Linked DNA regions of Homo sapiens: region 2 is linked to region 1. A link is an interaction called in ENCODE POLR2A ChIA-PET data of the cell type or tissue named here. Cell type or tissue: MCF 10A. All regions are shown on one strand. Links, peaks and the distances in the headings refer to the core of each region. The heading gives the core; the rest is flanking DNA. Region 1 has its middle 44 kb from the start of CD34. Region 2 holds the start of MIR29B2CHG (MIR29B2 and MIR29C host gene).

What was found. ChIA-PET counts read pairs that join two places held together with the same protein. Peaks named below come from ENCODE experiments on the same cell type or tissue, not always from the same donor. Only the 100,000 strongest peaks of a DNase experiment are listed, where the experiment ranks them.
Region 2: POLR2A ChIA-PET joins it to region 1 with 11 read pairs; 27 of 35 experiments call an interaction of 5 or more read pairs at or near these places.

Annotation. Positions count from the first base shown.
Region 1 is chr1:207,859,513-207,875,145 of GRCh38, forward strand. No RefSeq gene overlaps it. Among named protein-coding and RNA genes, the nearest start is that of CD34, 44 kb to the right of the region's middle. RefSeq lists enhancers at 8,730-8,779, 8,860-9,039, 13,569-13,628, 13,779-13,828, 13,969-14,038 and a silencer at 9,310-9,699. In MCF 10A, for the core only: a CTCF peak has its summit at 9,712 (motif pointing left); DNase peaks (open chromatin) are centred at 8,879 and 9,729.
Region 2 is chr1:207,811,639-207,827,271 of GRCh38, forward strand. MIR29B2CHG (MIR29B2 and MIR29C host gene) reads right to left here and starts at 11,065. Exons shown (of 6, transcript NR_135299.1): 1 at 10,566-11,065; 2 at 7,324-7,508; 3 at 5,601-5,776; 4 at 4,291-4,442. It overlaps LOC148696 (a long non-coding RNA gene), which reads left to right and starts at 6,741. Exons shown (of 1, transcript NR_026817.1): 1 at 6,741-10,958. RefSeq lists silencers at 7,326-7,620, 11,076-11,255 and enhancers at 10,756-10,935, 12,706-12,755, 14,302-14,421. In MCF 10A, for the core only: no CTCF peak of the experiment used is centred there; DNase peaks (open chromatin) are centred at 6,353 and 7,473.

The DNA.
Region 1 (15,633 bases), core at 7,132-12,131:
ATTTCACGGATTGTTTTCGCTGCGGGGAGGACTACAGCCTCTAAGGGGCAATAAAGAAGCAGATGAGAGAGGATGGTGGCTTGGACCAAGGTGGTGGCAGCGGAAGTAGTTCTGATAGATGAAATTTTGGATATATTTTACAGGTAGAGTCAACAAGACTTACTGATGAACTGGATGAAGGACAGATGAGAAAGAGGGAAATCAAGCATGACCAGAGGTGTTTTCGATAAGCAACTGGAAGAACAGCATTCCCATAAATGGGATGGGGAGACTGCAGGAAGAACATATTGGGGAGGGAAACCAGGAGTTCCATTTTGGACACGTTTAGTGAAATATCTGTTAATATCAAAGCTGAAATACTAAACAGGCAGATGGAGACACAGGTCTACAGTTCAGAAGAGAGTTTGGGCTGCAGACAAATGATTAAGGGTCAACAGCATATAGACTTTTTAACTTTCCATTATAGAAAATTTCTGGGCTGGGCGCGGTGGCTCACGCCTGTAATCCCAGCACTCTGGGAGGCCAAGGTGGGTGGATCACGAGGTCAGGAGATCGAGACCATCCTGGCTAACACGGTGAAACTCCGTCTCTATTAAAAATACAAAAAAATTAGCTGGGCGTGGTGGCAGGCACCTGTAGTCCCAGCTACTCGGGAGGCTGAGGCAGGAGAATGGCGTGAACCCGGGAGGCGGAGCCTGCAGTGAACCAAGATTGTGCCACCGCACTCCAGCCTGGGCGACAGAACGAGACTCCTCAAAAAAAAAAAAAAAAAAAAAAAAAGAAAGACAATTTCTAACATAAGTAAAATGAGAGAGAACCGTATAATAAACCCCCAGGTACCCATCACCCAGCTTCAACAATGATCAGCTCATGGTCAATCTTATTGATCTCCCAGGATTACACTGAAGCAAACTCTGGAGATCACTCATATAGATGGTATTAAAAGCCATACAACAGGAGAGGATCACAGACAGAATGAGAGAAGATAGAGAGGAGGTGCCCAGGGCCTTTAATGTTTAGAGGTCAGGGAGATGAGAAGCCGAGAAGGAATGGCCAATTAGGCAGATGGAAAGCCAGAAATACACACCCTGGAAGCCAAGTGAAGAAACAGCGTCAAGGAAAAGGGTATGATCAGCGGTGCCAAACTGAAGAGCTCCTGTGAGGAAGATGAAGAAGTGACCACTAGAGTCAGGATCATGGGAGTTACCATGGACCTTGCCAGGAGCACTTTCATCAGAGTGGTGTGAGTCAAGAGAGGATGTGAACACAGCAAGGACTGAAAATATGGAGGGACAGATGATGGGGCAGTAGCTGGGAGAGGTGACCAAAGAAGACTTTTTGAAGATGAGAAAGCCTTTGGAAACGATCGAGCAGGGGGAAAAAGTGGTGATGCAAGGAGGAGGGGACAGGCTGGGGCAATGTCGAATATGTGAGAGTAACTGAAATTTAGGGCAAAGTAGAAGGCTGCCCTCGGACAGAACCATGAAGAGTTCATTTAGGAAGAAGGTAGGGAATACAATATATCCTAGCCATTTGAAGTCTTTTGTTTTGTGTTTTATAATACTATAATGTATTTTAGCACAGCACTACTTTTTATAAATTATAAATACACACACAAACAAGGGGAATTGCTCAAAAGTTTTAACTGATATGGGCACACAATCAAAACGATTAAAGACCACTTAACTGAAAGAAAACAAAACATATCATCAGAGGCTGAACATGCCTTCAGTGACAAGGAGATATGTATCATAAGGATACTAGGTTTTATATCTGAAAATATACTTTTATTAACTAAGATTTTTTTAAAGGCTCAGACACTATAATCCAGTAACTACAATACAGTTGCATTTGAACTGAAAATGCAAAAATATAAGAAGAATCATGGACCATTCTCAAAATCAGAGCATCACAGGAGTCAGAGTCTGATTATTTACTTACATAAAGAAATGTAAATCAGTTAAAAGTTTTATCAGCAAGACAGGCCTGAATTGTATCATCATATTTAGCTACTGAGGCAGACTGGCTAACCAATACACAACGAACAGCAAATCAAGAAAGTGGGCCTGTCATCTGAAAGGCTGGCAGGTAGCCTAACTGGAACAGGCAAAAGCCCCAAACCAACCTGAAGTCCACAAAGCCACAGAAACATCCAATTTGCTCAAACATATTAGCAACACTTGGCTTTTGCCAAGCCCTGTAACAATTCAGAGCCCCCCTCTTTAAACGTGTTCATTTAGCCTCTCCACAATCCACCAATTCAGGAAGCTCTCCATTTTAACTTTCAGAGCTATCCACACTCAAGCCCAAAAGTGTTACATGGATACACACAAGGCCCAAGCAGCACCACAGTTAGAATGCCGGGTCGTGTGGCTATGAGACACAGGCCTGCCACAGAAGCCATGCCTGGCTTCTTGAACATTCTAGGCGCACCTTTGTCAACCACATAAAATGACAGCATGAGAGCATGAACACCAAGCTATAAAAACGTGGCAGGTCTGCCTGCACAGAAGTGACGGTTGTGGTCACACTGCTCAGCTGGGGTGAACGCACGGGGAAAACTGCCAAGCAGCAGCTCTCCTGTGGTCAAACTGTAAGCTCCAGGAGTTGGGCCCTGTCTGTCCTTTTCACAGGTGTAGGCCCAGTGTCCAGTACAGCTCCTGAAACAGAGCAGGCTCCCAAGAAACATCTACTGAAGGAAGGGAAAAATGACTAGCTACATTAAACCATAAAGGCAAGAGGGATCATGAAAAAATGCTCAAAATCATAAAAATCATCTAACAAAACTCAGGAAGCTGTTGATGGCAGCTGACTGGGAAGAATCGTGGGTAGCTAAGTAAATCTAAAAGGTAGAATTGCAAAACATAAATTCTTTTAAGAATGACCATAATCTTTATTAACAGAGCCTTGAAGATTTGTCATCAACTAAATGAAACATGAGGATCTTGTTTGGAGCCTGACTCAAACCAACTGGCTGTTTTCAAAAAAAAAAAAAAAAAAGAAAGAAAGAAAGAAATTGAGACATCGAAGGAAAGTTAAACACCATTTGGATATTTGGATGACAGGAGATATTTAGGGATGACTGTGCTTTTTCAAGGTGTAATAATACCACTAGGGTTAAGTTTTTAAAAGGTATTATCATTTAGAGATATATTAAAAAGTATTTATAGATAAAATAATACAGGATCTAGGTCTTGCTGTAAAATAATCCAAGAAGGGAGTAAGAAAAAGGTGGGTGAAGGTATAAAAGAAATGAGAAAAGCCATGTGTTGATTACAAGTCGAAAAACTGGGGGATGGGAACATTGAGGTGTATTACGCTAACTCTATCTTTGTGTACCTGTGAAAATTTCCATTGACAAATTTGAAAAAAAAAAAAAAGACTAACCATAATGTCAAACCATAGTTAATTTCCTCGCATTTGCCGCACTGTTGGAAAATAACTGAGAGGCATTTTTAGTCATACATGGACACAGTGGTTTCTGAGGAGACCAGCAGAACAGAGCTGAGAGTCCCATCTTTTCTTTATCCCTGCCATCATGTTCATCTGAGACTCACTTGTGTCATTTCTGCTTTCATCCTAGGCCTGAAGAGGTCTCCATGTTTCCTCTCACAATGGCTCCTACTCTCCTTCCACTCTTCCCTTCTCTGCCGCTGGTTAGTTCTTCACAATTCTGGTGGCCCTCTGCTATACCCAATGATCCTGACTACCTCTAACCCACCTTTGTAGCCAGGTTATATTCCTTCCTTCTCATGGCCCTAATGCCAATGGATTCTGTCATGCCCATACAGCTTTAACCCTTCTCTTTTCCTTAAAGGCAGTCACTTAAAGGCACTCATCGTCATACATCCAAGTATGTCCATCTTCCCCCAAATTTGTCACACTTGCTGCGTTAAGCACCTCTCTTCCTCCACTTACCCACTCAGATTCCTCCTGCACATTTCCAGGACAGATCAAACAAGGATGGGTCAGCCAATAAATATCTGAGGCCTATTGTGTGCCAAGCTCTCCACTCAGCACTGGGGTGACAGCAAAGGACAAGACAGATACAGACATGCTCTCTTGAAGCATGTGATCCAGTGCAGATGGAATTAAAATTGGTTCAGCTGCCCATAAACCTTCCAGATCAAACTGTGAATCTTTTATTTACCTCTGTATCCTGAGAACTTCACACAGCGCCTGCCATATAATAGATCTTTAATAAATATCTGATAAATGATATTTATTTATCCAAGTCAGTGCAGTTGTCTCAACATAAGTTTAAGACCATATAGTATGGGGTCACCCTAAACCCTACAAATGAAAAGATATTTAAGAGAGAATGTTTTCTTTATAACAGCCTCTGGGGAAACTGTGTCGGGGAGGTATGAAGGAATGCTCCTAGAGCCAGAGTTACCATTACCAGCTAAAAGCAGCTCTAGGTGTGCTCGACTTCTGTCTTCTTTGCTATTATGGATTGTCTGCTCCCTCCTCCTGCTGCTGGCCTCCTCCCTATCAAGTGTAACGAGAATCAACCTCAGTCACCTCCGTTCCCCCTGCTACTTCCAGCAAGTGGTTTCCTCCTGCTACCAACGTGTCTCACTTCCTATCTGAGCAGAACTGCCCCAACTGCTGGGCTGCTGCTGTTCTGCAGCAGCGAGAACTTTAGCCCTGTTCCTAGCTAGGAGTTTCAGCAAGACTCTGGCTTGAGGACCAGGTCAAAAAGGTGGAAACTAGGACACAGAAGGACTCCATGAAGGTTGGCTGCAGGAATAATGAATGCTGATTCCAGTCCCAAGCCAACACAGACACATGTCCCACAAACGCCAAGCCCAGGGCCTTATTCTGACAGAGTGGATGAGTGCCAGGTTCAGACAGACATGCCAGGCTGGGTTGCAGGCTCTCTCTGTGGCGGCATCTCCAGGACCTTGGCACTAAAGGTGCCAGTAAGATCAGAAACAATAGAGATATCAGGGGAAAGATCCTACAGGACAGGCGGAACCAATGAGCCTCCTTTCTCCTCACTCAACACTGGGCTTGGGTCAGTCCAGTATATCCTTGACCCAACACTTGGGTCAGTCCAGTATATCCTCTGTACTGCCCAGGGAAATCAGAATGAGAGGGACAGTAGCTTGTCAAACCCAGTCCTGCTGAGGAACTCAGGCCTCCAGGCTCCAGGGAAAAGGCTGAAAATGAAAGAGCTTTCCTAGATACAGAGTGACTATTTTTGAGCTGACTCTAATAATCTACTATTTCAACTACCAGATCATCCTCTCATGGGATCACAAAGACAGGCCCAATGCAGAATCTTTAAGAACCCTAGAAATCTGAAATAGCCATCATAAGCATCCTCAGTAAAAGGCCAAGCACTTTTCTGGTAGTCTACAGCAGGGGTTGACAAGTTTTTATCTTTTATCCTAAAGGGCAAGATAGTAAATATTTTAGGCTTATGGGGCATACAGGCTCCCTTGCAGTTACTCAACTATGCCCTTGTAGCATGAAACCAGCCTCAGACAATACACAAACAACGGGCGTGTCTCTGTTCCAGTGAAACTTTATTTACAAAAACAGGAATCCGGCCCACGGGCCACAGTTTGCAATCCCTGGTCATTGGGAAAACCTGCTCTTCCAGTATTTCCATGCTCCAAAGAGGAACAGAGGCTCCCATCCACCCGGAGGGCTCCTATCCACACTGAAGACAGGGACCCACTCTGGGGACTAGGCCTCCATCCCTACTAGTCCCTCCCACAAGGTACTAAGAAATCTAGGCTACTTGTTCAAAAAGCCTGGTCTGCATCAGAAACCTGGGCAAAGGTGGAAAAAGCTTTCCAGACATCAAATCAGAGGGCTTCAGAACTGGAAGAAGCTAGATCCCTAAGACTAGACACTTAGGCCTGGAAAAGGAAGTGGTGTGTCCAAGATCACGTAGCTAGCAAAAGTCTCCTGACTCTGTCCAGTGCTCTTACTCCTCCAGGGTGATAAACAGCTTGCTAGAAGAGGCCAAAGACTTGTGGCACATTTCTACAGCACGTCCCCGAGCTATAAGCAAATGGCACAAGACCTTGGGGGAAATAAGTGCATGCGTGTGTGTGTGTGTGTGTGTGTGTGTGTGTGTGTGTGTGTGTGTGTGTTTTTCCAGGTATACCTGGACATAGTTACTAGGGAGAGGAAAACTTAAACAAAAATCCTAACTTTAAAAAGGGATATGGTTTGGTAGAAGATGTGGGTTTTTGTTAGCAGAAATGTCCAGGGTCTGGGCAAGCCCTGGGATAATAAACCAGTACAAGGCATACAGCCTCACTCAATTCCAGGTAATGCCCCAGGCCCTAGGATCTACCTCTACCCACCTTCAAGCTTCATAATCCAATATCCTTCAAATCTTTTCCCAGAACTGACTTCCATTGCATATTTTACTTGCCTGACCATAAACATTTTTATTTGGATACCCTGCCATCATCTTGAAGGCAACATGTCTAAAAGAAAATCAAACATGACTCCCCAAAACAAGTTTGAACTCTAATGTTTCTATTTCTATAAATCACTAAGGTTCAAAATTTCAGCACTTTCTCTTCCCCACGTCCTGTCCTCAAGCCAGAGTAGCACTCCAAATTATCTCTTCTTCTTCATTTCCACAGGCTCCACCCTAACCTATCACCTCCGATCTGGTATGTTGCTAGTCTCCTGCTGGGGACCCCAGATTCCAGGCTTGCAACAATGCCAGATCTTCCCCCATATACTCATCCTCCTTTCATTCACCACAGTCTCTTCAAGGTCAAGGTCCAGTGCTACTCACCTTCGGCTTCCCAGTTCCCAGAACCTCACCTAATATGGGGGGCACACAATAAATGCTGAATGAATGAATCACGGTTTTCATCACAAGATGAAAGAAAAAACTTAAACAAAAATCTTAACTTCAAAAAGGGATACGGTTTGGTAGTTTTCATCACAAGATATCTGCACAAGAAACCTCAGGCCCTTCCTAGTTCCTACTCCCTCGAACCCAGACTGCTGAACTCTGAAGGCCCACCATCATCTCACCCTGCCCACCTCAGCTCCTACCAGCCCAGAAACAGGCTTTTGGCTCCATCTAGCTCATCAATGCTGGACCCTCCTCATGTGCCAGGCATTCCTGCATCCACATCTCTGCCCACGCTCTGCTCACCCTGCCCTGTGATGACGTCCATGCCCTTCCCCCTGCATCTACTCCAACTCCTACGCAACTGCCAACTGCCGAGCTGTGGGGGGAGACAGGGGATGCAGGAAGAGGGGAGATGATAAAGAAGACTGGGGAAAGGGGAGCATGATGAAAACATGCTGGGGTCTCTCTCTGATCCTTGGAAGCATAACCCTCTCAATGGGTCACAGGCGATTTAGAGAAGGAAGAGCCGGGAGGAGGAGCCAAATTTTTCCACTGAACGAAAGGCATGATTTTCATCACTGCTTCTGTTGCCCCGGTAACCAGGGACAGCCCAGTGGAGAGTACAGTAAAAGAACACCATGTTTATCTTTGCTGTCTGATCTACTTCCCTGTACACCCTTCCCTGACCATCCCCTAGCCCCAGGCCTGCTCCAAATCTCTTATAATGCCACCACCATCCTTCTAGTTACCCTTGCTCCTCAAAGGCAGAGCTAATTTCTCCCTCTCTTTATCCAACCCTAAGTACCATGTGTTCTTCCACTGCAACATTTTGGGGTTCATCTCGCCATGCCACCTGCCATGCCAGGGGTCCCCCAAAACAAAGAGCTGGTATCAAAGCACAAGGATGGCTTCTGCTCTACCAGACAGGGCAAGTGGGACTAGTGGGGCAGGAAGGTGAGGAAAACTGCCCAGCCAACCGTGTTCTCATCCCACACAGCTGGTGTGGAGAGGGACCTGGCTCTCCCAGCCCCCCTCCTATGGCTGAGATCAGGAGAAGGAGCCAGGTTGGGGATCGGGGGAGTAGGTTCACCCACAGGCTTCCACAGATCCTGCCTCCCACACGGACACCGTGTCTGCGTGACCTGAGAGCGGAGACACAGTGCTCGCCCTGGAAGATTATATAAGCGTTATATAACATGGTGGCACCAATAAGCACACAGGAGCAGTTGTCGAGTGCCAGGGACAGGCCAGGGGTGGAACCAAACCCAAGGGGCTGGAGGTTCAGCCCTCCTGCCACCAATGCCAAAGCAGCACCAGGCCCTGGCTGCCTCGGCCCTGTCTATACCTGCTCCTTCCAGCCCAGAGGACACAGAGAGAAACTTGCCAGGCTCTGCGCTCTTCTTCCCACTCTGGGCAGCAGGGAGGGGCCGCAAAACCGTCACCACCCTGGGCCATGGCAGCCTCTGCCCATCCGGCCTAAGGCAGCCTAGCTGCCTTTCCTGCAGGGGAGCAGCCATGGGGTCCTCGGCAGGGGAGGGGTGTGGACCAGTAGCCCCCTCCTCTCTGTCCTCCTACCAGAATGTAGGAGCACTTGTTTGGGGAACAAGTGCTGCAACAGCAGCTCCAGGATTGGCTGGGCCAGCCGTTCCTCTGCTCTGTCACTTGCTGTTTCTCTAAAAAACAAAACAAACCGAAAGGGAAAGAAAAAAAAATTAAGCACATTTGACAAATGCCAGATCCCAAATTTTGGTCTACGGTTGCAAAGCTGGAAGGAAGGGGTCCTAAGGAAATTACCCTATTTCCCTACAGCCCCCATCTCCCACCATTCCTGGCCAATTCACCATCTATGAACTTGGGCTGTGAGCCTGAAGATTGCTCCGCAGCCCCTATCTCTGGAGCTGCCTCAGTGGCTGTAGCTCCTTCGGGTAATATTCCCCCTCCCTCTACAGAATGCTCAGAGTCTGCGGCTCCCGGATATACACGCGGGACTAGGCGGCCGGCCTGGGGCAGTTCTGGGCAGTTTGGGCCAGGTCTTAATCAAACTCCTCCACCGTCATCACCACACCCACTTTATTAATTTGGCAGGGGTGGGGGCAGCTGAACAGAGACAGAGCCAAGTGATCTCCCGCAGCACCTGCCCTCTCCTGAGCTATGCCTCTGGCCTTCCCGCCTCCTCCTCCACACGGACCTCCGCGCCCCCTGAAGAAGGGGGGAAAAAGAAATACGCATTAATACCTCGAGCCTTGGCGCACCAGCCCTCGCCCCCTCAACCACCTGTCTCTGCGTTCTCCCCCGCAGCCTTCCTCAACTCTGGGCGCCCCCTCTGCAGCAAAGGGGCACCACGCCCACTGCGGAGAGGAGAAATGCAAGGTGGGGAGCGGACAGGGGCTCACTTGAGGGCCCGGGGGCTGCTCACTCACCCCTGCGCGCAGCTGGCCCTGGCCCCAGAGCCTGGGGCCCGCCCGGAGCTGCTCCAGGCCGCGACCGCTCCCACCCCCGCGGCGAGGCCAGCAGCGCCCCAAGGCCGCGCTGCAGCCGGGGTGGGGCGCGACCGGAGCGCGGCCGGGGCCCTGGGCATCGTCCCCAGGGAGCCCACCCTACCCCGGGACGCTCGGGGACCGCCCTGCAGGCCCGGCCCAAGGTGCCCACTCCCACCTGGCCGAGTCCCGGCTCTTACCTCGGCGGCCTTCCGCCCTCCGGGGGTACTGCGCAAACAGGCTCTCCCCCGGCCCCCGCCCGCCAAGCGCCCCGCTGCAGGCCCGAGATGCGCAGCCGCTGCGGACGCCGGCTCCGCGGCGGCCGCTTCCCGGGCGTGTGAGCTCAGCCTGCCCGCGCGCCCGCGCTTCCCACGCTCGGCGTCCCGCGCGGCGCCACCCAGCGGCCGCGTCGGGCGCTGCACGCTCGTGTCCGGGAAAATCTGCAGCAGCCGGGCCTGCCAACTGATTCGGAAATTCCCAGAATTTGACCATGGGCTTGCGGCGGGGCGGGAGACCTGTCAGGCCGTGTGGCCGTCGCTAGACTCGGGGCAGAGCAGCTCCCACCCACCCTGTCTCTGAAGGGGACTCCAGAGTCTTTGCAAGATATTCTGATTTCCCCCCTGTTCCTCTGACCTTGCCTCGCCATATTTCTTCCAGGGCAGTGGAGACTGTGGGGATGCTGGTGACTCCTTGTAAAATGGGGGTGGAGAATCGAGGGGTGGGAAATGGGTGGGAAGCGCTCGAGGCTGGCATCTCAAGGCCTCCATGGGCCCGTCTAGAGATCCGAGGTGTGCACTGAGTCACTTCCCGAGCTTGTTAGAACACACATGCACAGATGCCCCAGCCTACCTGTAAATTCTAATTCGGAAATTTCAACTGCTGTTTTTAACCTTTTCTTGTACCTACACCCTTCTGAGAATTGCAGAAGAGCTATGGACCCTGTCTTCAAAAAAAGCACATGCATACAGAAATATAATTTTGCACAATATTTCAGGGAATTCTGAAACTCCTCAAAGCTCCGTGGATCCCAGCTTAATATCTCACTTTGTGCAGATACCCTAAGCAGAAAGAGCGAGCTGGTGATTACCTGAATACGCTGCCATCTTATCTCATGCTTTTTCCTCCTTCAGGGATATCTCCACTGGACGCCCAACCTCACATTTCCGCCTGTAGAAATTCCACCTGTCCTTTAAGGCCAACTCGAAAACCTCTTCCTCTCTGATTTTCCCAATCAGCAATGTCATTTATGACCTCAGTTTTCTGAGAGTATGTCTTTTATGGCTGTTAACATGTTATAAACACACCTGTATTTATTTCTGTGGTTGGTTTTCTTATCTCCTTCTAGATAGCAAAACTGTTTTAAGATCAGTTTCTCCCTCTGCAACTACTAAGGGCCTTACATGGTATGCCTTCGACAAACAGTTCTTAAGTAATCAGAGAGATTGGATTGAGAGAATAGGAGGCCCAGCAAATGCCTTTGCTCTACCTGCACCTTTCCTCCCTTCCTGATGCTCCACCACATGGACCTCTAGGCGTCTGGAAAACAGAATCCTCAAGTTGATAGGCTTATCTCATTCATTCCTGCTCCTCCAGGCAAGGCAGCCATAATTTAGGGGTTCCTGGATGAAGTTGCAAGACAAGTTCATGCAGGACACACATACCAAATAGCAGATATTCTACCACCAGTGTCTCCTAGTCCAGTGAGGGATGTCCCCACCCGCCTGGTGCACAAGCAATGTGGATGTCATCCTTGACTTTTCCATCTCACTTCCCTCCTTTCTTGCACATATGCCAATCAATCACCACATCCTGATTCTACTTCCTAAATCTTAAATCTCTAAGATTGGCCCTCTCTTTATTCCTAGCTCATTCCACCATTATTTCTTGCTGGGATTTCTGCATTTGTCTCTAGCCTAACTCGCCTACCTGCCTCCAGCCTCACTAGGCCCAGATCCAGTCTCCACATCTGCTGTGTACTGAATGTCTGTATCTCCCTAAAGCTTGTTTGTGTGCTCTTTCTCTCTCTCTCCCTCTCTGCTTTCCAACACGGGAGGATACAGTGAGAAGATGGCCAACTGCAAACCAGGAAGCAGACCTTCTCCAGACACAGATCTGCTGATGCCTTGATCTTAGACTACCTTGCCTCCAGAATGGTGAGAAATAAATGTTGTTTAAGCCACTCAGTCTGTGGTATTCTGTTGTAGCAGCTTGGACTAAGACAATATCCCATTTAGAAGGATCTTGCAAATATATCAATCCTTTCCCTACGTAAAACTCTTATGCAGTTTCATTCTGGACTAAGGATGAGGTTCAAACTCCTTTGCCTGGCTCACAAGGCCTCCTAGATCTGGGCCCAACTGACTCTCCAGCCTCCTGTCTTGGCACAGCCTCCACTCTTACCTATATGCTTCACTTGTACTAAACACCATGTTTCTCTCCATCTTGATAAAAGTCCTCCCCCAATTTTTTTTTTGAGACGGCCTCACTCTGTCACTGTCACTGGGGTGCAGTGGTGTGATCTCAGCTCACTGCAGCCTTGATCTTCCCGGCTCAAGTGATTCTTCAAACTCAGCCCCTTGAGTAGCTGGGACTACAGGCATGCGCTACCATGCCCAGCAAATATTTTTGTATCTTGTAGAGACAGGGTTTTGCCATGTTGCCCAGGCTAGTCTCCAATTCCTGAGCTCAAGCGATTTGCCTGCCTCAGACTCCCATAGTGCTGAGATTACAGGCATGAGTTGCCGCACCTGGCTGTCCCCGACTTTTTGAGACTTTGTTTCACCTATTCCTCAGGTTTCCCAACTGTCTCCTCCTGCACCACCTGGCCCTTCCTCTGCTATAATATGAAAATCACAATATTGTTATTGTTCTTATATGACGTCTGCTTTCCCTGCCACACTAATACCTCTGCGATAGTATCCTCAATGCCTAGCACAATACCTAGTGCCAAATGGGAACACATAAATATTTATTAAATGAATGAAAGCTTTGAACATGGCACATAGCCCAGATGAGAGACTCTGGGGGTAAATGCAGTGGTGCTTCATAATCTAAAAGTCAGATAGGGTGGGACAGGCCTACTGCTTTTTAATAATAGCACTATTCACTGTTTTCAAGTGAATTTCAATCTTTCTGAGTTTTTTATTTCCTTATCTAAAAAATGAAAATAATAATAATTAGGGTTGCTCTGAAGGTGGCCAGAGATATATGTGTAACAAAGTATTTTGTAATTTTAAAATTCTCTCTCTCTCTCTCTCTCTCTCTATATATATATATGTTAGAAGTATTGTATTACTTCACTTGATCCTCACAATAACATTTTGAATAGACAGCTGACATTTCCTACTTTGCATATAAGGAAACTGAAGGTAGACATGGTAAAGCAATTTGCCTAAGGTCACCCAGATGGTTGCCAAGGAACAGAGGCCTGACATGGGATTTCAAGCTCAGACTCTCTCCGCCACATCACCACTGCTCCTCTCTCCATCCCCAAAGTAGGTATCGATGTTGGGACACGTACATGTTGACATCCTGAGGATCATGCAGCTCATAAATGTCACCACTGACCGCTTCTGAAGGGTTTTTATGTGTGTGTGGATGTGTTTGTTGAGGCACAGGGGGCAGAGGTGAGTTGTTGGTAGAAAATGGACTATATATCAACAGTTACCAAGATAGGAAAGAATGGGGTGGGGAGGAATTGGCCTTGGCCTTGGGTCTGACCCTATGCTCTCTATCTCTGCCCCTTCTCTTACTCTAATGGGGCTACCTCAATTGACAGCCCCCTTTACTGTGTAGTTGGACCCCCGCAGGCTCTGAGCTTCTCAGAAGCTGGAGATCTTCCATTTCCTCCATATTTTCAATTCTGTCCATCAGCAAATGTTTATTGAGCTCTTACCAAGTGCTTTGTCACAGCCCATGGAAGCCTGGCCAAATTGCTTAACCTCTCTGAGCCACAGTTTCCCCATTCTGCAAAATGGGATTGATAGCCCATCACATGGCTGTTGGGAGGATTAAGCAAGATAACCTATCAACTGTTGGTGAGCTGTTGCTAGTGGAGACACCTGCCCCCAAACCCCACCCTGTGTCTGCTATTTTTCATATGAATGCAAGGGGATGTCTGCTTAGTAACTAGGGGACAGAGCAGATCGGAGGAGCTGGGAAAGTGAGAAAAGGAGTATGAAGGCTGCAGTACTCCTCAATGTGCATTTGTCGGGGATATGTAGATGGCTGTGGGGCTCAGAGCTTGTTGGAACTCTTGAAGAATGACTTGTGAGTTTCTGGACCCAGGCAGAGCCCTTTGAGCTTGCAAAACAAGGTCAGGCACGGTGATGAGAGGCTTTCCCAAGCTCTTGGTGGGCGGGGAGCACGAACCACTGAGAGCCACAACAGGAGAGGCAGAGCAGAGCAGCCATCTTTTGGTGACCACAGCTGTGAGGGCTCATCTGAGGTCCCTTTTTGGGAACTCCCAGAAATAACTCAAGGGCATCTGAGAATGTAGATGAAATCATCAGACAAGATATTACAAACATAAAGAACGGAGGTGGTGCCAGGCACATAGTAGGAGCAGAGTGCCTCTGCCCCTCGGTCTTCTGATTATGCTGCCTTGGCACTAAGCATGTTTGTTTCTCACTGTGTCCTGTGCTGTAGGGAACACCCAGTGGAACTGCCCTTCACAGATCCCTGAGTGTGGTTACAGTGGTTTTTCTCTTTAAAGATTAAATCTTTTTTTCCCCTTTCTGCTCAACAAAGACAACAGCCTTTTGGTTTTTGATAAACGTTCTTTTCCTACTAGCAGGTGGATATGCCCGGGGCACTAAGAACTGTGCTTTTAAAACACACACAAGCCCAGCTGTTTGAATCTGCCACTTCTGTATGTCTTACTTCTCTTATCTCCTGCCCCCGGGGCTGAGTTTTCTCTGCCTTGGCAGGCTGATAACATGTGGAAGGAAGAGAACAGTTCTAATTAATAGACTAATTAGTGGTACAAGTCTTTAATAGCTGATTATAGGGAAGTCATTCCCCACCCCCCAAGTGATTGATTTATTTATTGCTGTTGTGCTGCATTATTGCAAAATAGTCAGCTTCTAATTATCTATTGGCTGGTTCAATCAAGCCTTTTCCTTCTCTTCCATCTTGTTCTTTCCCTTGCTAAGGGAAGGCACAGGCAGAATGGGAGAACTCAAGCCAGCTGATGACCAATTCTGGACAGATATAAGTGTTGGGATCCTACTGCCACTCCATCTTGAGTGCTTAGAGCTGGAAGGGGAATATGAGGTTCAAGGGAAAAGAAGGCAAGAAAATCCCACTCATTCTTCTAGGATAACGTCCCCATGGTGGCCATTCCCTCATCATCCCTCTGACTCTGCACGCCATAACTCACACACATTGTCAGTTGCATTAAAAAACAGTATAGTTAGGAAACAAGCATGAGAAGACACAAAAAGAAAAAAATTAAATACAAAATAGTGTAGCGTGGAGCTTAAAAGCATGCACTAGGCCGGGCGCAGGGGCTTACGCCTGTAATCCCAGCACTTTGGGAGGCCGAGGCAGGCAGATCACGAGGTCAGGAGATTGAGACCATCCTGGCTAACACGGTGAAACCCTGTCTCTACCAAAAACCACAAAAAATTAGCTGGGCGTGGTGGCGAGCTCCTGTAGTCCCAGCAACTGGGGAGGCTGAGGCAGGAGAATGGCGTGAACCCGGGAGGCGGAGGTTGCAGTGAGCCGAGATCACGCCACTGCACTCCAGCCTGGGTGACAGAGCGAGACTCCGTCTCAGGAAAAAAAAAAAAAAAAAAAGTGTGCACTGAAATTCAACAGCCTGGGTTCCACCTTGGCTCTCCCACTGGCTAGCTGTGTGATCTGGGGCAAGTCTCTTGACCTCACTGTGCCATATTCTCTAACCTCATTTGTAAAGTAGGAATATAATTGTTCCTCCCTAGGACTGTTGAGGATTAAATTTAAAAAGCTATGTAAAGCACTTAGCACAGTACCTAGTATATACTAAGCCCTCAAAAACATTAGCTATGACAATTACTACTGCCTGAAATTATTTAACTTACCTGACACATCAAAGGACTTTGGTAAATGTTTGTAGAATAAATGAGTGACTATATCGAAATTTTTAAGTAGATTGTGAGCCCTTGAAGTAAAAGGGGTGAAGAAAAGAGGAAATTGAACATTAAGTCATAATAATAAGGGCTATTTTAAGTTGAAAGCTTATCAAGAAGTGGGCTCTGAGCTACTTGCTTTAGTACATTCTCTCATTTAATCCTTATGTAACTTAATTTTTACCCGCGTTCTTGAATCATGTTTTAT
Region 2 (15,633 bases), core at 4,379-9,378, 51 kb before region 1:
GAGGTCTTTAAAAACTACCTCCTCCCACCCACCCACCCTAATTCCAACAGTACCACTTCAGCCGCTCTGAGACAGGTCATCAAGATCCCTCCCCTTCTCTTGTGGAAACCTGGGCCTAGTTTTCCTCATCTTGAATTACTGGCTAAGGAACATCTCCATGAACATTCAGGGAGGCCCCAGGATACAGCTGGAACCTCCAAAGAGATTCTGGTTCCATCCCCTCATTTCATAGATAATGAAACTGGAGCTGAAAGGAGGAAAGTGAGTGAGTTTTTACCAACAAGAGCTAGGACCAGAATCAGGGTCGGCTGACTCAACACAGAGCAACACAAACCCCACTTTCCTGACCCTCCTCCTCCCTGAGCACCCCCAACTACACTACCTCATCCCTGTGCAACTTCAGACCCCTGGCAGCAGATGGCAGTGTGTGCAGTCCGGCGGGTCAGCTGTCCATGATCAGCCAAAGAGCCAACAATCACATGGCCTGACTCCGCAGGTCCGCTGCCTCTTCCACCAAGTAAACAAGTCCCGAGCCCTGGAGCTACATGCGCTGAACACATGACACATGCCTGCCCTGTCCCCAGCACCACCAACCTGCCTCCGCCTCTCAAGACACAGCTCAACCAAGCATCTGGCACAGGTCACTTCTCTATGCCTGGTGCCCATCCCTTCCCTATCGTGAGACGATTAGCTCTGGGAACGGCTCGTTCTGGCAGGACAGGCTGAGTTCAGAACCAGCCTCCTGCAGGAACATTTGACCAATGGCTCGGCAAAGACCTAACCTGCACGTTTCCCTGTGCTGCATGGACAAGTGTGGGGCACAGTGACCAGGCTGAGGAAAGAAGTCAGCTGGTGCCTGGGAGGGTGTGAGGCAGAAGGCCAACAGCAACCATGGCAGACAGGAGAGAACCAGTCTGCCGGAGACCAAAGGCTTGACATCTACTCCACCTTGATCCCTGACTCACGACAAGTTCCTGTAAGCCATGGGGACCTTGGATGGATTTCCCAAGTTATTAGGAAAAAAGAGGGGGTTAGTTTGTGTCAGTCCTAACTCCCTGAAGGAAAGCTCAATTGATGTGGCTTCAGATGGCTGAGGTCCTAAGTCTCTAGAACCCTCTGACCATCATCTGAATTCTCCTCCTTATGTGTGTGGGGGGTCCCCCTTTTCATCCCCACACAATCTCCATATATGTCTACCCTGTACATTTTTAAATTCTTTTTAAAAATCATTATTAGCGGTGTCTCTCCACACTAGAATGTATGCCCCATGAAAGTGGAAAGTTGGCTTTGTCAAGTTCTGTATCTCTAGCGCCTGGCACAGTCCCTGGCACATAGCAGAGGCTCCGTACACAGCAGCAGACGCCATGTACTGGCCTTACTCAGCTCTGCCTGTCCATGGCTACCAAAGGGCATTTGGGTCTGCCCTGCCTCCCCCTAAAGGAATGCGGCACAACCGTCCCCAGTGACTGGAAAGTTCCTTCGGGTGTCTGCCTTTTCACTCTGGTTCACATCAGTCCTCTGAGAATCTTAGTTCACAAAAATGTCTGACTTCAGCCCAAAAGAGTAAAGATAACGTAGAGGCTTTGGAATAAGAAGTGCATGCATTTAAATCTCAACAACCTCACTTACCAAATGCATAACCTTGGGTTAAGTCACTTAATCTGTTTCTTTAACTATAAAAGGGAAGTGATCCCTATGTCATATGGTTGTTCTGAGGATGAAATCAGATAAGGAGAGGAGAGCCCTTTAAAAAGGTCAGTTTCCCTTGGACCAACAACTCTGATGCCCATCTCATACCTTCATGCCTCATTATAGACCCTGATCGGGGCACCATCCTACCTTCAGTACCAGGCACTCAGACGCAAATCCTTCACAGGAGATGCACACATCCATCCTGGGCCATGACAGGCAGCCCTGGCTGAGCACTGGACTTGTCCTCCCACACCCTCCTGGACTTGCTCCTGTGATCTAACCACACATACCACCTCCCCACGTGGCTCTATCTGCCCCCATGTCCCCAGTCCATCCCTGTAGGCTTGACACTATGGTACCAGGCTCCGCACAGGCCATGGGGCCCTGGAGGTGTTCTCTGGCTTTATCAGCCCATGAGCAGCTCTTGTGGAAGGAACCAGCAAGAAAGCAAACTCAGTCCATGCTTTCCTCACAGTCACTCCAAGTCTCAGAAAAGCAAAGCAAAATGAGGGCCTCCCACAGACAGCCGGCTGGTGGGAAAGGGTGGTATCTCTTACATATCTCAGAGGGAGGTAACACGCCCAAAAAAAGTGACCAGCACAAGGTACAGATCCTCTCTAAAGCTGTGGCTGCAGCCTTAGGGACACTCGAGCCAGGGGACAGAGCCAAGATATGCATTAAACAATTCACAGAGCTGACCGGACCAGGATTCAATGGAATAGAGAAGGTACTGACCAATCAGGGCCCCTGGCAGGGCCTCTCCCCCACAACTCCCAGCCAAGCCACACCACCTCAGCTCCAGAGCCACCAACTCTGTTAACCTCTGCTGGATCCCGGATGGAGAGGCCCCATGCTGCCTCCTGACTCCCAGACCTCAGAAATTCAAAGGTCAAGAAAAAAGTGCCAGATATGCTGGCCCCTCTCTCAGGAGATACCAACTGTTCTGCTATCCTCATTGGGAACACACAATGCCCCATGTCATGTGTGTAGAACCCAGGCTGGTGAGCAAGGAGGAAAAGAACCAGATGAGGGACAAAAATAGGAAAATCAGCAGGGAAGCACCAATCCCAATTCTGGAAACATCAGAGGCCAGAGAGATAACTGCATGACCACGAGCAAAACCAACCTCCCCTTTACTTCCCACCCTGGTTTTCCCAATCTAACCAAGGACAGGGCTATTCGTGGGAGTGGGGATCACGAAGAGCCATGCCCAGGGACACACTGCACATATGAGGGCTGAGACTCCCAAGCACAGCCAGCAGCTACGTCTGGCTCCAGCCCTACAGCCAGGGCTGGCCAGACTCTAGCCAACACTTCTTGAGGGACTTGGCTCACTCCTTTTAGTCTCCCCAGCTGCACCCAAGTCGATATCTCTCCACTCCAACACCCCCTGCCATCCCTCACTGCAGTACTGCTGGAGGGCTGAGACCTGTCAGGGTCCTTGAAGGAAGAGACATCAGATTCTTCCAAACAGCCCTGGGTTCCTCAGGCTGTTCACAGCCAACCTAGAGACTCACCTCAAATGGACAGAGGAGAAGAAGAAATAACAGGAAGCAGAATTGGCCAATCTTCCCTGGATAGCAACGGGAGCAGCATGGGGAAGAGGAACCCCCCACCCCCACCGAAACATATGAGCAGAGAGAGGCGACCACTGTGTGGCCAGAGGTAGGATCCCATAGGTACCTCCGAAAATTACCCAACATAATTCCTTTTATCTTTAGAGCCCAGACCAATCTGCTGTTGGCTAATTCCAACTGGCTTTACTGGCCAAGAATGCTGTAGTCATCTACTCGATAGGAGAGAGACTTCCTAGTGATGTGTGGGCACCGAGAGTCTGCTTTGTGAATTGTATCAATGATGCCACTGACCTCCCTGATTCTGCAGGCCGTCATCATTTTTCATTTTTAATCACCATTGCTATTACTGTGATCGGCAGCAAGTGAGGCAGAAGAAAAGCATTTCTTTGTCAACTTCCTAGAGATGCTTTGCAATGGCTTACTGGACCAGGGATTTTGTTTTTTAAGGCAAAGGTAATGAAGGCCTAGAGGAAGAAAGTGGCTCATTCAAAGAAACCCCAAAATTAGGGAGAGTCCCAAAGCTCACTGCTCAGCCCAGTCCAAACTCCAGACCACCAACCTAGACTAAGCCCCCTCAAGGCAAAATGTATCTAGAGTTAAGACAGGCCATCCACTGAGACTACACAGGGGAGAGAATCCCCAGGCACCAGGAAGGCTCCCAGGATTACCGAGGGGTTAAACCCAGAACCTCCTGCTGGATGCTGGAGCCAAAGAGAGTTTCTATTACTGTGGGAGGCCCAAATGCTCTGCCAACTGCCACACCCAGCAACACTACCCAGCTATCTCCCACACGTCCGCACAGCCCGACCACTTCAGCTGCCCATTCTGCCCCCAACCCTGTGCTGGTTACTAACCCCACACAGAAAAGCCAGAAGGAGAAGAATGCAAAAAAGAGAACAATCGTTTGGGAGATTCTGAATGGAGACGTCTGAGGATTCCCCGGCGGAATAAGGAAAATGGTGTTCGTGGGAAGGAAGGAGGATGGGGGAAGGCTGGAGGGAGCAGCCCACACTGGACTTACCTGGGAGGCAGAGAGCGGTTAAATCCTATTTCCTTGCTGCATCCAGTTTCCAGTAAGCAGCCTGGTGATGATTCACTGACAAGACTGGGGTCATGTCGCATCAGTCAGCACTTGTGGTCACAAAACCACAAAAATTGGTGGCTCAACAGCACCTATGAGAGGAAAGAGGGGAATATCCAACCCACCCTGCCCTGAACCAGCCAACACAACATGCTCACCCACCACCAAAACTCCTCCAGAGGACAGCTGAGCCCTCTCTGCCCAACTGGAGCCAGATCTCCAGAAACCCCAAATGGGTAAGGATGAAGAGTAGACACAGACCCAGGATGCCAGTCACTGTGTTTGCCCTCATATATCCTAAAGAAAATCAAAGGGAGGAGGAAGTGGTGGAGGAAGGCAGGGAATGCAAGAGGTCCGAAAGAAGGAAGAGAGAGGTCAAAAGACATCCTTAGGCAAAGCATGGCAAACAGGAAACCAGGAAGAGAAAGCGGAGGCAGGGCTCAACTGTACCCTCAGCCATGTCACATGCCCCTAGCTTCTCTCCCTCTAAGCTCAATATCCATCGCAGAGCTATTAGCCCTTCCTGGCCCTCATCCCACATCAGCACCTTCATCTAGCACGACCTTTCAATCTATCAGCATCTGCAATACAGGAGGAAAGTAAGCAGCCCTGAACCAGACAGACAGACACACACACACACACACACACACACACACACACACACACACACACCCCTTCCCAGAATAAAAGGCCCTTGGAGATGGCTCATGCTCTCTAGGTTCTGGTTCTCTGATAGAAGTGCTCCACTCCCACAGGGGAGGGCAGACACGTCTGATAAGAATTGCTTAGCACAATGCTATATATAGTCTAGGTTCCTACCAGCCTGGAGATGTGGAGCTAGAACTTGGCAGAGAACCATGCTAGGTGCTGGCAAGGACCATCCTCCCACTGCCAGCCAATGGGGAGCCTCACTTCCCGGCTGGGGGCCGTGAGGGCACACAGGGTCCTTCCAGGCAGCCCATTAACACTCCACACTGAGGGACACAGGCTGTTGGCTCCATTTTAGGGAAAATCAACTTCTCCCAAATGTGAGGGGGATGTGTGGGGGCTGAACAGCAAATTCTAGCTTCTCTGCAGCTATCCAGTAGCATGAGAAAATCAATCTAGTCCTCTCTTCTGGAGGACTAAGGGTGGGGTGTGTGGGAGAAGAATGGAGAAGGCATAGCAGGTGGCTGGGCTCAATAAACATCTACCCATTTCTGATGTTCGAAGAAATAAAGGAATGTAAAAGAATGCAGATGAATACTTACTGCAGAGAGCGGGGCTGCCAGGCATCTCCTTTTTTTGTTCCAAATACATGCAAGTGAGCCACTCTATCCGGCAGTATGACGGCTGTCTCCGGCACACTGGCACCATCCTCAGCTGAGCCTGAGTCGCCAAGAGGTTGTCACCCACTCACAGAGCAAGCTGCACTCTCCTGAGTCCTCTATGAGGAAGAAGAGAAAGGAAGATAGGTGGGCTCAGCTCACAGAGCCAACCAAGCAATGAATCCAGCAGATCCCAACCAGGGGCCCATCTGGGTTAGTATGTGGCTCTGGGATGATGACCCTTAGCTGTTGCCCGCCATCCAATGAAAGACGCAAGACAATGTTGGGCAAAATGACATGGGACCTATGTCCTGGAGAAAGGCCAGTAACAGAAGATGCAGGGTCTGATGAAGGAGGGTCTGTTTACCACCTCTTTCAGAAAATGAACCTGAGAGACCACAGAGCTGCCTGAAGCCCGAAATCCAGGCTCTTATCATATACACAGCTTGGGACAAAGAAAATGAGACACGAAAGGTTCCAACGTCCATATACATACAATCTTTTTAGGTCAAGCTGCTCTCTACTCGGGTGCAAAACATGACATGAAGCGGCTGTGTCTGCCTTTGCACTCTGAGTGGGGATGGCTGGCTCCCACCCCCTGCCCTGCTTAACTCTCTCATGTGACCTCGGTCACATCTCCCTGCCCTGCTCTGGCTCCCAAGGCCCAGGAGCCACTCCTACCAGAGATCCCAAATGAGTCACCCTGGGAGGTCCTTGGAGAGAAGAGGAGGTGCTCAGTGACAAATGTCACTGCTAGCATCATCCGCGGGAAAGCATGAGACTGAAAAATAGTACCCAGTGAAAGGAGGGAGGGGGCTGCGGCCAAGTTGTCCCTCATCCTCATAAGCAATTGTTTGTCCCTCTGCCCCACGCTCCAGCAGAGGGGGTAGAGAAGAGAAAGGGGAGGACGGTTTGTCCGCATTCAGTGGCAGTGGAGGTGCATCTTCTCTCTCGGTCGCAAGAAGGTGGGGTGGGGTGGGGCGGGGCGGGGCGGGGCGGGGCGGGGCGGGGCGGGGCGGGGCGGGGCGGGACGGGACGGGACGGGGCGGGACGGGGCGGGGCAGGGCGGGGGGATCACGCGCCTATAGCGCAAAGCTGCGGTATGGAGAAAAGCCTAGAACCCACAGCCGCCATGATGACGCAAACAAAATTAAAAGGGTCAAGAACTCAAGGCCCACTGTTTCACCTAAGAAGAAAAGGAAGAAGATGAAGGGGAGAAGAGAAGCTCTGATTTGGGTCAATATGGAAAGGGGAGGCTGACGCAGGCTGCCCAAGAGCCAGCCTTTAGCTTAGTGACGGTGATGCGGATCCGCCATCTTGAAGCGCCGCCCGGCAGAGGACTCTCAAGACGCCACAGCCCCACCACGGCCACTTCTCCCAAGGTACAGGTGCGCCCGCATTCACTGAGGTCGGCCTGGCCCACCCCTACCCCAAGAAGCGAATCGCCCTTCATTCAAGGCAATGACCAGCAAGACTATCACAAAGAGAACCACGGTGAAAAATCCCAAAGGGCTTTCTGGGCCCTGGGAAGATGTCTGTCATCTGGGACTAGTGGGAAGAACTCAAAAAGTGACCCTATTTGCCAAGCTCATCTAATAACACATACAGCTGTTATTTTCTTTTCAGACTCTAAAATGCAAGGGTTCCCAGAGCCCTGCTGAGTTACCTGGTGTCGCTCCCATCCTGATGCCCGGGCGGTGGCCGCCTTCTCTGTCCAGCCCTCCCTGAAAATGACCCCAGGCTAAGGATCAGCTCAGAGCCCCGAGCTGTTTTTGTAGCTTTCATGTTGACAGAACATCCTGGCCACTCTGCTGAGAGCTCCATCTCCCGGCTCCCGATACACTGAGTCATCTTCCAAAGAGGAAAAAAAACAACAAAGCAGCCGTCACCAGGGTCCCCATTGCCGTCGACTGACGACTCACTGGCTGTCGTCACACTCTGCTCCGCGGCCCCCGAATTGGTAACGAGGGGCTTCAGGGTGCCCAGCTCCCCTCCCGTGGGACTCAGCAGCGTCAGGGAAGCAGGCAGCCACTGCTGAGATTCAGAAAGAAGGGAAACTAACCTGGCATCAAAAGGCTCCCAGGAAAGCTCACTGACCCTCCCTCTGCCGTCACCAGCCCCCACCACTCAGATGCCATGGCATGTTCCTGATGCAGAAGTAAAGGGGTATTTATGGCAGGTGGGGGACAGTACACCTTGCAGGCTTGAAGGGCGTAACGCCTAGGTTACCTCCTCTGCGCCCCTGCTGTGATACCACTTAGGGCACAGGAGCTCCTGTCTCCCCCATTTCTTCTCTAGCCCCCTGCTATGCTCCCATTTTAAGTCCCTGATAAACCACTGGGTAGGGATGGGAACCTATTTGCTGCCAATATATTAGGCATTTCTGTATAACAGTTGTAGTAGCTCCATCTCACTGAAAACTTAAATCATATGACTTGTCTAAAGTCACTCAGCTAAGAAGAAGGATCACAATGAAAACCTAGGTCTGTTCAAGTCCAGTGTCTCTGCTCCCTGCTCTCTAATTCTGGAGCTTATTCTGGCTTTGAAGATGCTGTATCCCACTCCACCTCTCCCTCCTCTTGTACGAGGAAGGCAACCAGGATAACTGAGTCAGTTAATCCATCAATTTCAGCTACAAGAAAAAAGCCATCATCTTGAGTGAACCTGACCACAAAGGAAGAGGAGAAAGTTAATGACAGTGTCAAGGAACAGCTGAGGGACCCAGACCATGGACACAAGATTGACCACCCAAACTCCCTCAGAGCATTAGGGACTTACAAAATTCCTTAAATAGACAAATTTTGGGGATCTACTTCATAACAGCCATCTTGTAAACACCAGTAATTCAGAGAGGAAAAATGTAAAGGCTTTGGAAGACCAGGGCTCTAGTCATGACCAGGCCACTTACTAGACATGGGATGCTCCCCACAGGGCTGTGGAAAGGAGTAAATGAAGTAACTGCAGGGAAAGTGTATAACATGGTATCTGTCAAACAGAAGGCACCAAATAGGTATTTGTTTTCCTTCTCCTTTCTCTAGCCTCCCTCCTGGAGCTCCCAATCTGATAGGTGACATAAGACTTATACACAAATAATCATAACACAACAAAAGTACCATAAAAAGGGACAGACTGTATGGAAGTTTGGCTGAAAGGGCAGGGGTGGTTATGAGAACTGCTTCTTGCCAAGGAAATCAGGAGAGGTCCACGGAGAAAGTGAGACTGCCACAGGTGGATGCAGAGGAGAAGAGGCATGGAAAACATCACTGGTGAAAACAGATAGGAAAAGGAAGTTGCCTGGTTTTGTTGGAACCTATGGTCCACCAAAAGAAACTGAGAGAGGTAAGACTGTACAGGAAACCTAAGGCCAGTTACGGCCAGCATTGAGCATCACGCTAAAGGGAAGGAATTTTACTCTGGGAATTATGAGAAACCATTTTAAGTTTCTGAGCAAGAAAGACAAGATGGCCGCTGCACGCAGAAGGGCCTGGAGAGAGGGGGAACGGGCAGCGGGGAGCCTCACAAGAGGACTACAGCTGGAACCATGGCACTGGCAGGGGGCATGGAGGAGAAAGAGAAGAAAAACAGTAAGCAGGCAGGACCATCCGAACAGATCCTCAAAGCTGCCATGGACCTCACTTCCCTGTCCCCACAGGGAGGCTGCTGGAGACAGAGCCTATTTGGGGAACACAAACCACGGGTCTGACACGTCTGAGATGAGCTGCCGAGCCTCTGCCTCCACTCTCATTCAGACACTCAGCTTTTCCGAACTACTCCAAGCACCAGGCTGATGAGGACATGGGAAACCCACGCTCTGGCAAAGCCGGGCCCAGGTGTTGAACCCCTACCCAGACGCCTTCCACCTGAATCCCCACCCAGGACTGTGTCCAAGGGTGGGACTAGGCGGCTCTGCCCCTAGAGCCACCTTCATTGCGGCAGCCACCACTGTGCCTGCCTCTGCTGTGCTTTTGCCCCCCCTTCCCCTCCTCCGTCATAGCCCCCGCCCCCCGCCCACTCTGCGGAACTGGCACAGCAGGACAGAAAAACCAACGCCACCATGTCGGAGACCAGCAGAAATGGCTCCAAAATGGCAGCTCATCAGAGGAGTCCAGAAAGATCATAAACCCACCCAGGGAAAAGAGGGGAAGCCAGTGACAAGGGGAGTAAACTGTCAAAACTACCTCCCAACCAAGCCCCCGATAATCATCACATCTTTTCCTTCAGAAACATCCTCTCAAAAATCAGATGGGACATGAGTGAAAGAAGGGTGCCACCCCCTCCACCAGAGAGGCCCTAGGGGCCATAGGTGGTATGGGGCACTCAGAAGGATGTTCTGTAGCCTCTTCCCCAAGATGAGGCTAGAAAACCACCACTTTTGTCCTCAAGCTTGGCTCCTGCCAGTAACTAGACAAGAGTTAGCCCTCCCAGGGATTGCAGTCCTTCACTGCTACCCAGTCAGACCCTCCCCAGCTCTATGGGCCCTGGGGAGCAAGAAGGTAGGGTTGCAAGGAAGGGCCGAGAAGGCGCGTGCCATGCCCTCAGTTATGTAATAAGAAGGGCGGTGCTCGTCCTAGGCCAGAGACCCAGGGCGCACTGCGCTTCCAGATGCGCAGTCACGGGTGGGGGCCACTGCGCATGGCGCAGGGCTTGGTAAACCCCCTCCCCACAAACGTGAGACCTGCGACAAAGACAGGTTAGAGAGCCGGGACCCTGATTTTTCGAGGCCTCCCTCCCCCAACCAAAGGCGGACAGCCTGCTGCCCTAGTTTTATTCTGATTCTCCTCATTCCCTAGACTGACAAACCTTTCTAACCCGGGGCCTCCAAACCTCCCGTCTCCCACTGACTTTTCTGGAAATCCCACCAGATGCGGAGTTTCGAGCAATTTCCTGGGGTCAGTCCCCCATCCTCACCTTTCCAAGCACCACGTAGTAGTAGCTTCCAGAAGGTAGATCTTTCCCATACTGGGCTCAGCTCACAACTGGCTCTTGAGGGCCTCTGGACAGCCCCGGACGTCAATGCAAATCTGTTGTCCCCAGGGAGTAGCCCAGAGTCAGCAGGAAGCCCAGGGTGGTGGCAGTATCAGCAGCAGCAGCTCTGCCCTACCTTGCCCATGCGTTTCCAGGGGAGCCAAGAATTATTTTGCCGCAACACTGAGGTGTGGCTGATTGGAAAATTCCCTTTTCCAACACCAAACTACAGAATAAATATTTTCTTCCAATTTGGTCAACCCTCTGCATACCCATCTCCCTAGCATTCTTCCCTCTAAATAAAAAGTTTTGGGAGCCCTGAGCTCTTCCTCCTTATAGTGCGTGAAATTTTAAAAGGCATAGGAAGAGGCTTCAACTGGGCAGTCAAAAGCAGGCATAGACACAGGAGCCTACGCACACCCCTAAAGAGATTTTAGAAAGCTGCTGGGCTTCTCCCCGCTCCCCTTTAAGCAAGTGAAATGCAAATTCAGATTTGATACCCTGCCCTGAGCCAATCAAAAAAAGCTTTTCACCTGCCATTGGCCCACCCACCAATCAGAGGAAGTGTCTGGAGGGAGAGCCCTCCCCTGGCCAATGGAAGGCCAGCTCAGTCACTTAGTTAATGATGCAGCAGTACAGGGAAGGCCATCACATGTGAACTGGAAGGGAGCCAACATGGAGACACAGAGAGCGCAAGGTAAACAACTTTCCAACGCCAAAAGGATGACATTTAATCTCTAAATGCTAGCTTCCCTTCTTAGCTCATCCTTAACCCCTCTCAGCTGGCCACAGAGACCCCAGGAGCCTCACTACCTGTCCCCATAGAGCTCCTAACCAGATGCAACAGTGACTGCGTCACCATTCCCCACTTTTCCCAACTACGCAGTGACAAACCTACCAGCTTTACCCCACTTCTCCCAGCCCACACCCCACCCTGGCCACTCGGCTCCCCACCAGCCTCAGAATCCCAGGGCCAGACCTTTCAATAAGGCAACCCCTGGGAAAAAACTGTCCCTCTGTCTTCCTTTCGGCACTTCTCACTCCCTTACCTTCCACATAAGACCTGCACGGACAGACAGATGGACGCTGACACCCAAACAACTTGGAGAACCAGTCTGTCTGTCCACTAGAAGGAAATAGGGTAAAAGCTGGGAGGTCAGGTGGGAAGCAGGGGATGGTTCACTCCTCTCACCTCTACCCTGGTCAGGCTTGAGCAGCTGACACTAGGGAAAAGAAATTAAAGTGGGAAAAAACCCTCCCTCAGAGAAATAAATAGCAAAAATCGAGAAAGAAGGTGAGAAAGACAGAGCACCCACATACACAGAGACAGCGCCCCTGATCCCAGCAAATACATACGTGGGGGAAGAAGGGGGTTACGCCATCAAGTCCTGAAGCCCGTCGGACCACCCATCGCCGCCTGCGCAGACCCAAATCTTGGTCCCGCCGTAAGGTGCCGCAGTCCCGAATGTTCCAGAATTTGGTCCCATCAAACCCTCCACCGTCGCCCCACAACCTCTTGCTCCCACCCCTGCCCCCCACCACCACCCCACCTCCTCCCCACGGGAACCGCCCGTGCCACCTTGCGTGTCATCTCCTAGCCTAGGCTACCCAGAGGCCTCTGGCCCTGACAGATCTCTGAACGCTCAGCAAGTGAGCTGGCAGAACCTGGTGCCCGGTGTTGCTATGACTTGTTTCTTGATTTCTCTCTCTCTCTCTGCTGCAGCACGGCTGTTGCTAGCAGACCTATCGACGGAGCTTGCTTGCTCGCTCGCTCTCTCACTCTCTCTCTCTCTCTCTCTCTCTCTCTCTCTCTCAGCTCTGTGACGCAGATCTAAATTCTCCAGTCTGCTCCTTGTGTTGCAAGAGCAGAACTGCAGCTTTTCCCCTGGAGAGCCGGAGGGCAGTGCCAAGGCTGGTCAAACAAGGCAAAAAAAGTTGGGCCTACACTCTGCTTCCTTGGCCACACTTTTCAGCTCACACCCTCCCACCTCACCCCTCCTGCACCTCACTGCTCTGGGGCATAGAGGTCCCTGTCCTTTCAGGCTCACTCCTTCCCTGAGGCCTTCTCAGGCATAAGAGTAGCTTAACTCTTTGAGTGGCAGCCCCCAGTGCCCAGACAGGGCTGCCCTGTACTAAATGTTGCAACATGTTTTCTTGAGCCATATGGGCTTCTCCAGCCCTGAGAAAAAATGTTCCTCACCCTGACCACTGTCCCATTAACTCTTTGTGCCACAGACAAGTCCAGGATTACAGTCATAGCTGATTTCTGTTGTTTTTTGCCTTTTTGGCCAAAAACCAGGACCTTTTTCTCCCTGGAATTTCTTAAGGACAAAAAGCGTAATTAAAACATTGCCTGCCTACCCCACACATGAGATCCTTCTATCAGGGCAGGAATTTGAAAAACCAAATTGAACTGCAGCCTGAAGAATCCAGAGTAAAACCAGTCTGGATATCCATCCTTCCTGGGCTCAAAATTTTAGGGCCTAGGTAAATACGTTCAATTACTTTTCAAGTAATTGGCCACACAGTCTCAGAGATTTGGGTTGCTGAGTCATTTGTTCCCAAGAAGATCTGACAACATGAAAAACAGCAAAACAGAGCAACAGCCAAGCCTGGACCTGAAGTGGCCAATGACTGGGTTCTCCTCTCCAGCATGGGCAGTCAAGCAAGATGAGCATCCACGAGCCGACCCCCAACCCCTCCACAATGTTCATGCATGGATGTCCACACTCCTGGAAACTCTTCCAGGAAGGGGTGGTCCACCAATGATCTAGAGATGGAGTGGGGTTGTTTTTGGATACTCACAGGTCTCCACTACAGCAAGCAAAGAGCCCCCAACATTTTCCTGCCCCTCCCCCCAGACGCAAAAATGCTTCCAAGAACAACTGAGATACTAAATCACTAGACCCTACATACCCAGATAGACCAAGGGAGTGTTGGGTTCCCACACTGCTACATCCAAAGAATGCAGAAAGGTTCCCGACAACCAGTTGTACCATATGAGCCTAGACTTGACCAGAAGTGAGTGAGATATTCAGGTCCTGGGTCAGGTAACTTATGAAGTCTATGACATCAAGAACCTTGCAACTTCCAGGAAGATGAATGAGAATGCGAGGCCAGGCAGCTACCTTATCCCATATCTGCTTCCCAGGCAGCCTTCTTCAAGCAACTACTCTGGGCCAAAGTTTCATCCGGCAGAAAGAAGGACCACTTGGAAGACAAGCATGGCACTACACAGTTTTAAAAGAAGACCAGAGTATCTGTGCCAGGCTCCCAGCAGGGGGGAAAGTGCTTCAAATTCACACCTTCTGGGCTCCAAGGTTGAGCATGCCAATAAAGAAGTTACCTACTGGTCTGATGACCAAAGGAACGTGGCCTTGATGGCACTAAAGCAAGTCCCCCAGAAAGGTCCTCTGGTTACTTAAATCCCATTTGCCGTAGTTTCCTTCTCCATGGAAGAAAAACATGCCTAAGTTCATGTCAGGACATTCCTGATTTATCCAAGAGCCCAGGATCAAATAAACAAAGGGCTCTGAGCTCTGCCAGGGAGCCTCCTCCTTCAGGAGGCAGAACTAGAGGGAAGTAGGCTTGGTACAGAGCTGGCCCATCACCCCATGAACTTGGTGAGTGACGTGGCTGCTCACTGCCATGGCGATGGGGATGTTACGGGTGGGTGGAAGTGAGAGAAGAGGCAAATAAGTCATGAGAGACGAAGCGAAAGCGAGGCAGGGTCACAGGAGGAACCTACAAAGCCACAGAATTTGTACAGAGGCCGACTGTAGTCTATGACCGCAGCAAAACTAAGCTGAGTCCCTGCAAAGATAAGTCCCCATCTCAGGGGTGCGGCATGAACCAACTATGACTCGCAAAAACCTATGACAACACTACGTTCAGCAAGGCTTTGTTTCCTTTCATTTTCCCTCTAAATCTTTTCCTTCCCATGACCCCGTTGGTACGGCTTTGATGACTGGAAGAACACTAGGGTTTTCGGTTTTGCTCCGGTTTGAATAAAATGACACAGACATACATGGAGTGGTTTTAAAGAGTGGAGAATTTAATAGGCAAGAAAGAAGGAAGAGGCTTTTCCTGTACAGAGACAGAGGGGGGCTTTAAGCCGAAAGAGGGAACCTTGAGTGCGGTGGAAAACAGCCAGTTATATGAGGAGGCTGGAGGAGGCAGGATTAAAACAGTCATTTTAGGTACCTCTGCCCAATTCTAGGTCTTCCTTCTATTAACCTGATTCTACAAGGCACCAAGAACAAAAAAACCCGAATGGGATGACCAGGAAGCAGAAATGAATTCAGTTCCAAAAACATGGGAGGATGTTTACTTAGCAAGCACGCTCGAGCCTACAAGGAAGCAGTTTTACAGGGTGCTGCATGCAGTGTTTGATTTCAGGGGGTAAAGATAACTTCAGAGTGGGGAAAAGGTGCTGGCTCCTTCTACTCACCCTCAGAGGCTTGGGGAGGCCAGGCCAGCACAAACTTGAAAAGGCAAGGCTTCAGCTCAAGCCCAACAGGTTGCCGGCTCTCTTTGGCTCCTCGGCAGCTACCGGACTCAGGAACTAAACAAACTCTCCAGACTTCATGAGCATTCCGTGGCCTCCGACTGATCTGGGTCAAAACTTCGAAATGCCAAAGACAAAGAATTTTTTTCTTTAAAGGGGAATGAGCTGAACTTTGACCCGCCCTTGTTCAGGGTGTGGAATGCAAGCACTGTGTACCGGCCACAAACTCCAGTTCGGCAGGCAACAGCCAGAAAAGCAGTCTTCATGCCGGCTTCATGCCGGCCTCCCTGTCCTGTTTCCTCTTTAGGGCCAACTCGACGGGGTCTAGGTCTTTACCTCGCTCTCCAGACAGGGAAGCTGTGCAGAGGACACATTCCAATCTCTGTTATCTAGAGCTAGAGTGGATGTTCTAGATAAATCTGGCAGCGATCTGGTCTCAGGTGGAACTGACAGGCCCAGTCCACAGCAAGATGGCATTTCTGTTCACTCCCTGGGAGCTGGTGG